Regions from separate parts of the Homo sapiens genome. Here region 2 is linked to region 1. The links are chromatin contacts, found by Hi-C or POLR2A ChIA-PET in ENCODE. All regions are on one chromosome and are shown on one strand. The core of a region is the stretch at or near the end of the contact, and the rest is flanking DNA. Distances in the headings are between cores, read along the strand shown.

Region 1 (4,974 bases), core at 1,356-3,855:
TTCATCCTGTTTATTTCCTTCAGGACACTCAGCAATACAAGTAATTAGTTACCCATTTGTGTACTTATTTACTGTTGTCTTCCCAGTCAGAGTATGAGCTTTGAGAGCACAGACATGTACTATTGAACAGTTTGGTTCACCACAGTACATCCAGTAACATACAGTGCCTCAGTGCTTGGCACAGAGGAGCCATTCAATTGAATATTTATTGAAAGTACATACTGAGCAAAAAACAGCTTTACGAAGTAGACCCTATTATTTTCTCCTTCATACTGATAAGGAAACTAAGGCCTAGAGAGTGAAATAGACTCATCCCAAAGTTGGTAAGTCACAGAGTTGCTTTAAAACCCAGCTCTGCTGGGCTCCAGAGCACAAGCTCTTCACTATGACCCTGGTCTCAGGAACAGAAGACTGAGTTCAGTCCTGGCTGTGTGAAATGTTGAGTAAGTCCCCTATCCCCTCTGGGACTTTTTCTTTCATTGTAAAATGAAAGAGTGGATGTCGCTATCTTCCTTATGGTGATGTTTTGTGATTTATGAGGTCTGTGATCTATGAAAATGAAATGGGGGACACTGAAGGAGCCAAGAAGATTGGCTTGATGCCTTTAAGCGTGCCGATTTTCAGTTATTTTCTTCCTTCTCTCCTTCTTTCACTGGAGATTTGCTAATCCTTATTTTATGCCAGGCATTGTGTTGGAGGTAATAGGAATCCAAAGATGAATAGGATATATATAGTCCCTGACATTAACGTGCCTGGCCTGATGGGAGATGCAGACCCATTAAATGGCTGCTTGAAATACGGTATGGGCCAGTATCCCAACAGTAATACTATGTGTGAAGCTCATGGCAATACAGAGGAGGAAGGGATTAATTCCATCATGTATGTGTTGGTGGGAGTAGAGGTGGATATGTAGGAAGGGGGATGCGGTATAATGCTGAGCTGGGCCTTGGGAAAATAAGTTTTCCATGTGGTCAAGGTGGAGGTGAGGCTTTCTGGACACAAGAGACATCATGTGCAGAAGCACACCAAGAAAGAGCATGAAGTGCTGAGGATTGCTAGAGTGGGGGGTTGGCTCTCAGGATATGAAGCTGGCTAGGCAAAGGGAGCCCATGAAGAGCCTTGCTGAGGAGTTTGAACTTAACTTCTGAGAGCAGTAGCATGGCCAAATTGTACTTACATTTTATTTTTAGAAGGATCACTCTGGCATTGGTAGGACTGGAGATAGGTGATGAGGTGAAAGGAGTGGAGACCAGTTAGAAGGCTTAGAAGTTGTCCAGGTGAGAGATGATGAGGGCTTGGACTTAAGGTATTTGCAGCAGAGTTGGAGTGGAAGTAGATAAATTGGAGATTATTTTAAAAGAGAGACCCAAAGGCCTTGGTGATTAATTGGATGAGGAAGAATAAAAGATGAGATGAAGGGACTTATTGTAATGGATTGATGTAGTCTAAAAGAATAAAACAGTGGCATTAATAATTATAGGGGATTTGGAGTGAAGTGGAAGAAATAATGATGTTGGCTTTGGATGTATTGAGTTTAAGATGTCTCTTAGCTAGGAGGAAAGGTGTAGCTCTCTCTACTTCCTTTCCAGAATAGCAGTCCTAGCCTAAGTCACTCATCCTTGGACCAGTTTCCTGTGGAGCCCAGTGCGGTATAAAATTCCCCAAGAGCTCACTGGCATTCCTGAGCTCCACATCCTTCAAGGTTAAAAGCTGGGTGTTGAAAACTCCCTGGACCCTCATTGATAGGCTAATGGATTATGGACCTGTGTGTGTGTGTGTGTGTGTGTGTGTGTGTTTTAAATCAGATGCTGGCTCCAGTGCAGCAAACTCTTCTGCCTCTTGCAAGCATCAGCCTTGGAAACAAAACAAAACAAAACAAAAAAAACCTTTTTTATGGAGCAGCCTCTGGCCCTGACAGGCTCTGGCTCTCTGTTGGCTCCCAAGAAGCCCCCCACCTTTCTTAGAGATCAGATTTTTAAAAGATGAGGTTGTACAGTGCTCAGCCAGATCCCCACGTGGCCGCTGAAGAAAGCCCAGAGTGTTGGGGACTGGGCCCTTTCTCAGCTACCACCTCTGCTTGGGTGTCCTCAATGCTAAGACAAGACACCTTGTGGCCCAACTCTTTCCAAAATGACGGGGCTGGGATTCTCCCCCACCTCAAGTCGAATATCCAGCGTTCACCAGGCGGTGGCAGGACCGAGCACGTGGTATCATTTAGGGGCTGGGCTCCAGGGTCCTCCTAGGAAAGAGGACAGCCCAAGAGGCGAGAGGCTGGCCGGCCACCCTGGCCATGGCAACCTCTCTGGCTCCTACAGCTGCTGGCCAAAGGCAGGGGGCACGCCCTGCGTCCCATTACCACGTTCATAGGATGGTGCCAGGAGCCCGTTATCTCTTCTTCGCCTTCTCCTCACGCACCACCCCCACTGTCATGCCGATAAATCCCGGGAGCAAAGGGTGGCACGATTCCTCCCGCGCCCCTGCGGGCTGAAGGCGGGCACTAAAGCAGTGCAGTCCCAAGCTTCCCCTGCAGAAGCCGCGCTCCCTACTCGGTCCGGGGGCAGAGGGGGCGCGAGAGAGCAAGTGGGCGGGCGTCCCATCCTCCGCATCCTCCTCCAGGTCCTGGCGCACAGGGTGGGAGCGCTGCGCTGCGCCGCGCTGCGCATCGCGGCCCGCTTGCCGCCTGCCCCCTGCCCTAGCTGGGCCACCTCCCCGGGCTGCCGGTGGAGGGCTAAGAGGCGCTAACGTTACGCTGTTTCCGGTTTTCCAGCGGGCTCTGTTTCCCCTCCCAAGGCGGCGGCGGCTGAGCGGCGGAGCCCCCCAAATGGCCTGGCCAGATGCGGCAGGTTTGCTGCTCAGCGCTGCCGCCGCCGCCACTGGAGAAGGGTCGGTGCAGCAGCTACAGCGACAGCAGCAGCAGCAGCAGCGAGAGGAGCAGCAGCAGCAGCAGCAGCAGCAGCGAGAGCGGCAGCAGCAGCAGGAGCAGCAGCAACAACAGCAGCATCTCTCGTCCCGCTGCGCCCCCAGAGCCGCGGCCGCAGCAACAGCCGCAGCCCCGCAGCCCCGCAGCCCGGAGAGCCGCCGCCCGTTCGCGAGCCGCAGCCGCCGGCGGCATGAGGCGCGACCCGGCCCCCGGCTTCTCCATGCTGCTCTTCGGTGTGTCGCTCGCCTGCTACTCGCCCAGCCTCAAGTCAGTGCAGGACCAGGCGTACAAGGCACCCGTGGTGGTGGAGGGCAAGGTACAGGGGCTGGTCCCAGCCGGCGGCTCCAGCTCCAACAGCACCCGAGAGCCGCCCGCCTCGGGTCGGGTGGCGTTGGTAAAGGTGCTGGACAAGTGGCCGCTCCGGAGCGGGGGGCTGCAGCGCGAGCAGGTGATCAGCGTGGGCTCCTGTGTGCCGCTCGAAAGGAACCAGCGCTACATCTTTTTCCTGGAGCCCACGGAACAGCCCTTAGTCTTTAAGACGGCCTTTGCCCCCCTCGATACCAACGGCAAAAATCTCAAGAAAGAGGTGGGCAAGATCCTGTGCACTGACTGCGGTGAGTCGCCCCCTCCCTTTGCTGGAGAAAGGGGGGAGGGGCGAGGTGGTGGAGAATGGGGGTGGGGCGGGGAGGTGCTGCAGGTGCCCGGGCCTGGCAGCGTCCGGGCGCTGGGGGGGTGGGGCCGCCCCTGGGCAGGGCGCCTGGCACGGGTGGGTGAGGGGGTTGGGGTTGGAGAGAAGAAGGATCAGGCTCAAAGTGTGCCAGGGGTGGGGGGCGGAGGGAGGCGCTGGCCTGTGCCAGCGGGGATCTGCGGCTGATGTATGGCATGTGGGGCTGGAAAGCTGCCATCATAGCCCAGTAGCGGAAGGAAAAACGGAGAGGTCCTGGCGGTGCTGGCCTGAGGCTCAGTGAGTCAGGAGTGACCCTCGGAGGCCTTGCCTGCCCTGCTGCCGCGGGCCTGCCGTGCCCAGGCTGGCAGGGTCTGCGGGAGCAGCTGGGCAGACTCCCAGGCTGTGAAGGCCTCCGCTTACAAGTTCTCCTAGGGAATGGTCGCCCCCGCCCCCTCCTTCCTCTCCTGGGCTCGTTGCTCTGCTCATCCACACCGCTGGCGCAGGCAGAGTTGGACTTTTTCTGCTACTGTTTTCCGTCCTCCATGTGGCTCCAGTTTTTTTCTTCATCGTGATTGCCTGTCTTTGCTAAGCAGGTAGCACATCCTTCTCTTAAGACTAGCAAGCAGACACCTTTTTTTTTTTTTTTTTTTAGCTGTTTCTGGGGGAATTACAAGGTCTGTTGATTGTGATGATGATGAAAGAGAGTAACTTCTGCTGAATGCTTTAAGTTCAGCTCTAACGTCTTACTCGCCGGATGTATTTGACTGCATCTCTCATCTTCATGATGTTGGATGCTGCACAGGAATGCAGGTGATTAGAAACAAAACACTGAAATCTGTAGATCTCTGCAGCTGGGAATGGAAGTCTCCCATGTCAAAAGTCAAAGAAATGTCAGTCTAAGAGCTTTTTCTTCTTGTCCCTGAATCCAGTACTTACTTCTTAGTAAGATATTTCAAATCAAATTGTCCCACACTGGAGTATTTGGTGTAAGCCTGTCTCGTGCTTATTCAAATTGAGGTTTCGTTTTGTCCCAACTAAAGCTGAATTTGTTGGCATGCGGTATGACTTGCTGGACTGTGTAATCGCTGAATTATGATAGATGTCCTGTACTCTCATAGAAGTTGGTATGTTTACCAGTTTTACCAACTGATTCTGGGTAGTGTAGACAGGCTTTGTTTGAGTAGCAAAATATGTGTAACAGCTTATAGTAAGTTTTGCTGCCTTCATCTTTCTAGATCGATACCTATGATTTTTGGAAGCTTTCCTCCCCCACCCCCTTCAGGAGGCAAATTTTAGGAGTTTAGTGATGGGAGTATATCTAGACACTAACTATGTTAAACTGTGATCACTTTAATGAGAAGAATCTTGGCAATGTCTTAATAAGGAG
Region 2 (4,974 bases), core at 1,787-4,286, 200 kb before region 1:
GTGGCTCACGCCTGTAATCCCAGCATTTTGGGAGGCCGAGGCGGGCAGATCAACTGAGGTTGGGAGTTCGCAACCAGACTGACCAACATGGAGAAACCCTGTCTCTACTAAAAATACAAAATTAGCCCGGCCTGGTGGTACATGCCTGTAATCCCAGCTACTCAGGAGGCTGAGGCAGGAGAATTGCTTGAACCCAGGAGGGGGAGGTTGTGGTGAGCCGAGATCACGCCATTGTCCTCCAGCCTGGGCAACAAGAGTGAAACTCCATCATCTCAAAAAAAAAAAAAAAAAAAAAAAAAAGGAAAACCTCTTGGCTGGCCCCATGTAATTGTAGGTTCCTGGGTTTCCAGGGAGCAGGCCTGGAAGCCACTCCAGGGGCAGCCCCTGGTTACCAAAAGGCCCTTTCCTAGGCTCTGGGTAAAGGCAGGTGCAAGATGTGGCAAATGCTCCTCCCTGAGCCTATCTCTGAGTGGGACTACGGGGAGAGTAGCTTGGCCGGGAGCCCATGACCCAGCTGGAGAACACCTGGCCCTCAGAACTGGCCGCCTTTGTAGCACCCTCACTGTTTGCATCACCACCAGAATAAAAAGGTAGATTGGCTGCTGGTCATACATTGGATGGTGGCCACTAGCTGAGATAGATACCCACATTTTATAAGCCTCAGTGAGCAGATGAGTAGTTAGTTAGACATGGTAACAGTCCAGGAGACAAGCACAGACTCCAGGTAGCTTAGCTTAGGCCTGGAATCATTTAGACAGACAGTTGAGCTTTGGACAAATTTATTGAAACATACAGGCGGCTGTTAGCAGAGAAATCATTCCATGATTGATGTGTTACATTTGGCCACTACCTTGAATGTATAATTTAAAAATTATATTTTTCACAACTAAGCCTTTGGCCAAAAAAGTCATTTAGCACATCTTTAAAGATCAATAAGAAATGGATTTTGGACATTAAAAAGATCAAGTCACTGAATTAAACAGTAGCAACCCCCATTAATCTAGAATCCCATAGTGCTGAAGGTAGAGGTGTCTGTGCAAAGCTAGTCATTTGTTAACAGCAATCAGAAGAGATGGGGGCAGGCACACCTGTCAGAGGTGGCAGCAGAGCTGGCAGGACAGGACGGCTGGGCTGGTCTGGTCAGGTGAGCATGTCCCAGAGACAGCAGCAACAGAGAGCCGTCCAGCAGGCTGTGAGGCAGGTGGATGGTCCTAGCTCATCTCTTCTTTGGTCTTCTACCACATACACTGGAGGGAGAAGAGGGAAGAGGGTGAGAATGGACTGGTGCAAACCCCAGGCCCTGCAAAGTTAGCCTCCCAGGACCACAGGAAGGCTACACCAGGGGAAAACTATTGAGCAGACTGGTGAAACCGTGTTCCTGCCATTGCTGCTGCTGAATGGAAGGAGGGTGGCTCAGCTCAGCTGCTTTCTCCCTCCTGCCACTCCAGACTCAGGACGCCCTCACCCTCACAGGGACAAGTACTAGAGAACTTGCAGAATGGCCCCATGCCAAGGCAACCAGAGTTGGCCAACCCTACTTGGTTTGTAAACCAGGTAGCATGTCTTCCCCCCTGGAGGGGAACTGGGGGTCATTTCTTGGGATACAGCTGACCCATCACCCAAGAATAACAGAGGAAAGGGAATTAAAATCTCCTTTTAAAGGGGGGCTTTAAACCCTTAAAGAATAATCAAGAGCCCTGGTTTTTCATTCCTGGGCAATACACAATTTCAGAATGTGCCCCCAACCTCTATACCTTGACATAAACGATGAAGGAAGGCAGGGATGAAAACCTGGCTGAGTGGGATGGGGCGGCTGGAGCCTGTGTGGTGTCTTCCTGAGCCTAGCATGCTCACTTTTCCTCCAAATGGAGCTGGAAACCTGAGCCCTGTCATGGCCAAGTGCTCTATCGAGAGATCTGAGTGCTAAACAAATCCATAGGTCAAGAAGGACCCCAACTACCCACTACTTGTTAGCTGATTTGCGGCATTAGCTTCTCTTCCCATAAGGACATATTTTAAATGGCTGCTAGTCAATCTGTGGCCACTGAAAATCTCAAAACAACCACTGTCATCAAACTCATAAGCAGTAAGCATTTCACTTTTCCAAAGTTCATGAATGCATGAATGTTATCAATTAAGCCAGTCCTTTAGGGGTTTTCTTTCAGTTTTCTTGTGTTTTGTATCTGTTTTTAGACCTCTCTCGGCAGCGCCTCTCTCTGGAGCCTGGTGTCATTGCTATTACAGGGCACGCTGAGTGGGTTAGTAGGGAGATTTTCCAGGTCCTCCCGTTGTATCAGCTGCCCTCTACTGCACGGACATGTTCCTTTTCCTTCTCCTATGGCACAGGTTTAATCCTAGTCCACTTGCATTTGGCTCCACTCAGCAGCACAGGTCTGGGTCTAGATGCCCTTCACCAGGAAAGCCTGCTCAGAGGGAGAGGATGAATGGCTCATTTATTCTGAGGCCTCCTAAGGTCAAGTACCTGATTTCGTCTTCACAGCAACCCTGAGGTAGATACTACCATCATTCCCACTTCACAGGCAAGGAATTCGAGGCTTAGAGAGCTCAAGTCTCTCGTTCAAGCACATGTGACGAGGCAGAGGCAAGGGCAGAATCCGAACCCAGGCCTTTATGGCTCTAAAGCCTCTGGCAAGCCAGGCTTGCTCATACCCAACTGGGATAGAAAAGGGATCAGAAAGAGAACAGAGGTGACTGGGGCTACAGCAAAGTCATCTCTCACATCCAGCCAGAGCCTACCCTACCCACTGAAGCCTGGCCACCCCAGGCCCTGGGGTCACTGCAGCAGGAAAGCCCCAGGCAGAGTGTCCCTTCCATCTGCCTGGATGGCCTGCCCACCCCGGGATCCTGCATGGGCAGCTCTGGACAGGGAAACCAGAATACAATGGCATGCAGATCCCCTTGAATAACCCCTTCCCTGTGCTCTCCCTGTCACAGGATTGGCTCGCCTGCCCCTGGGACAGAAAGCCCCTCCCCTGCCAGCTCTGGAAATAGCCTGCTTGATTCATGTGCAGGCCATCCCTGGGCTTCAGGCCAGAGACTCAGCTGGAGGCTGGCTGCAGTGGGAGGGGCCTCACAGGCTCTCTTAAGTTACCATTTATTGAGGTATTCACAAGTGCCAGGCCCTGTGCTGAGGGCTTTCTGGACATGGGGCCACTCAGTCTTCATGACCGCCGTGTGGGGCATGGGCATCAGGACATCAGTCAGTCTCCTCACTGCTTCCCCTTCTCCCCAGCCTCCAGAGACAGGGCTGAGGCGGTGGCCATGCCTTTCTCACCTGTCAGAGCCCCTGAACCTCAGGCAGCTTAACTGGGGAAACAAAAACGTCCTAGTCTTGCTTGCTCCACCTTTTTCCTCCAGTTTAATCAGGTTCGTTCTTGCCAGGGCTTTCACATAACATACTTGGAAACGTGGGGAACTAGGGACTTTGAACTCATTACTCCCAGGCAGTGCTGACAGAGGTTAGAAACAGCAGCTACAAAATGGAGGACTTCAAACCAGAGGGCTGTGACAGCCATGACAGGGGCGTTGAGTGCCCACACATAACTTAGAAACCCGAGTCACTTATTTCCTGGAGCACCAAGTTTCCCAAAAGCCTTAGGACCTTTTCACCTTTAGCTGAGGACAGAATCTCTGCTCCTGGGCTGTTGGGAGGATGGGCAATGGGGAGTAGCGTGGGTCTGGAGGTGGGAGTGACCTGCGTTTTCCTTGCTTCAGTCGCCCAAAGCAGGGATGACTAGCGCAGGAGAAACCCCCAAGGCAGCCCTCACAGTTCTTCAGAGCACCTGCGGTGGGGCCCAGAAATTTTACAACTGCATCTTCTAGGTGCAGGGTTCAGGGTACTGCATCTCCAGAGGGTGCACTGAGCTGCACAGCCTAGTCTCTGCCCCAGGATCCCCACCCACCCCAGGGCCTCACCATTCCTGGCATTCTGCTCTGCTACCATCCCCGTCACTCCCCACTTCCCAATGGGGGACTCTGCCTGAGAACTCGTGCACTATCCTGGCTGGCACCCCATGCTACCTGGGTCCTGGGCCACTCAGTACTTGAAGCCCGGGGCCCTCTGTGCACTGAGGCTTAGCTGGCAGTGCGAGTCACCCAGCAGGAGCTGTGGCAGAGGTGGCCCCAACCCAGGTGTTCCACAACCAGAGATGGGCCATCCTGGCAACTGCCTCCTCTACAGCCAAGCAGAAGACAAAAAGCAGGCAGAACTATGGTTACATAAGATGTTAAACTGTTTACAGAAACTACCATCTCGGCAACTCTTCTCTCAATTTCTGTAATTGGAATGCTATTTAAAAATATAAACCTTTTTAAAAAGACGGAAAAAAGGGAGAGGGGTTAAAAGAGCAGTGGGGGGGTGCTGGGATGGTAACAGGCACCACCTTTCTGGGCACGTTGGTAGCAGTCAGTGCCCAACCTGGGAAGAGGTTCTGGTGCCTGCTGTGGCTGCTCAGATTGAGCTGCTTCTTGGAGATCAAGTGCCCCCCTGTGGCCAGTCTAGGGACCGGAGCTGGGTTCCAGCTCCTGACGCGGGCAGGGTCTTAAGGACTGGTTTCCTTCCATAAGCATCAGCGCCAAAAGGCTCATCCCTCATTCGCTATCTAGTGTCTCAGACCACCCTATTCAACCGGCCCCAGAGAAGAAGGGACTATTCCTAGGGGACTACAGGTGGAGTGGGGGTCAGGTCCAGGGGACCCTGCACTGGCTTGCCTCTCTTGCCCGCAGTCAGCCCTTTGAATCAACCCTCAGTATTCTCAGCCCCAGTCTGATGTGGGGCCTGCAGAGGGGCAGGCACCCAGAGCTTTGCCACATGGATGCAAACACAAGTGTGGGGTGGGGAACGTGCAGGGAGAGGTGCGTGAGCACACAGATGTGGCCCAGGAGCCCAGGCTAGGTCAGAAAGGCCCAGGAAGCCCTGGGTCTCAGGTGCGCAGCAGCTTTGGGAAGAGCTGA

The links. Hi-C counts contacts between places; a loop is a spot of excess contacts on that map. ChIA-PET counts read pairs that join two places held with the same protein, here RNA polymerase II (POLR2A).
Region 2: a loop to region 1 is called in a map of dorsolateral prefrontal cortex, with 5 times the contacts of the local background. The contact joins the enhancer-like site here to the promoter of NRG2 in region 1. A Hi-C loop is called at or near these places in 1 of 168 maps with a recorded cell type or tissue (dorsolateral prefrontal cortex). POLR2A ChIA-PET finds 5 or more read pairs at or near these places in 2 of 52 experiments (MCF 10A and Panc1).

Annotation. Positions count from the first base shown.
Region 1 is chr5:140,040,930-140,045,903 of GRCh38, reverse strand. NRG2 (neuregulin 2) reads left to right here and starts at 2,605. Exons shown (of 10, transcript NM_004883.3): 1 at 2,605-3,534. The coding sequence starts at 2,835. RefSeq lists silencers at 2,463-2,802, 2,963-3,172 and enhancers at 2,471-3,140, 4,513-4,702.
Region 2 is chr5:140,239,578-140,244,551 of GRCh38, reverse strand. CYSTM1 (cysteine rich transmembrane module containing 1) reads right to left here. Exons shown (of 3, transcript NM_032412.4): 3 at 763-1,247. The coding sequence ends at 1,141. Among named protein-coding and RNA genes, the nearest start is that of PFDN1, 61 kb to the left of the region's middle. RefSeq lists enhancers at 1,974-2,810, 2,811-3,649, 4,488-4,974. Within about 2 kb of position 3,036, at least 17 of the 41 ENCODE cell types and tissues checked have a DNase peak (open chromatin) inside an H3K27ac peak, as active enhancers do; they include dorsolateral prefrontal cortex, where a contact is called at or near this core.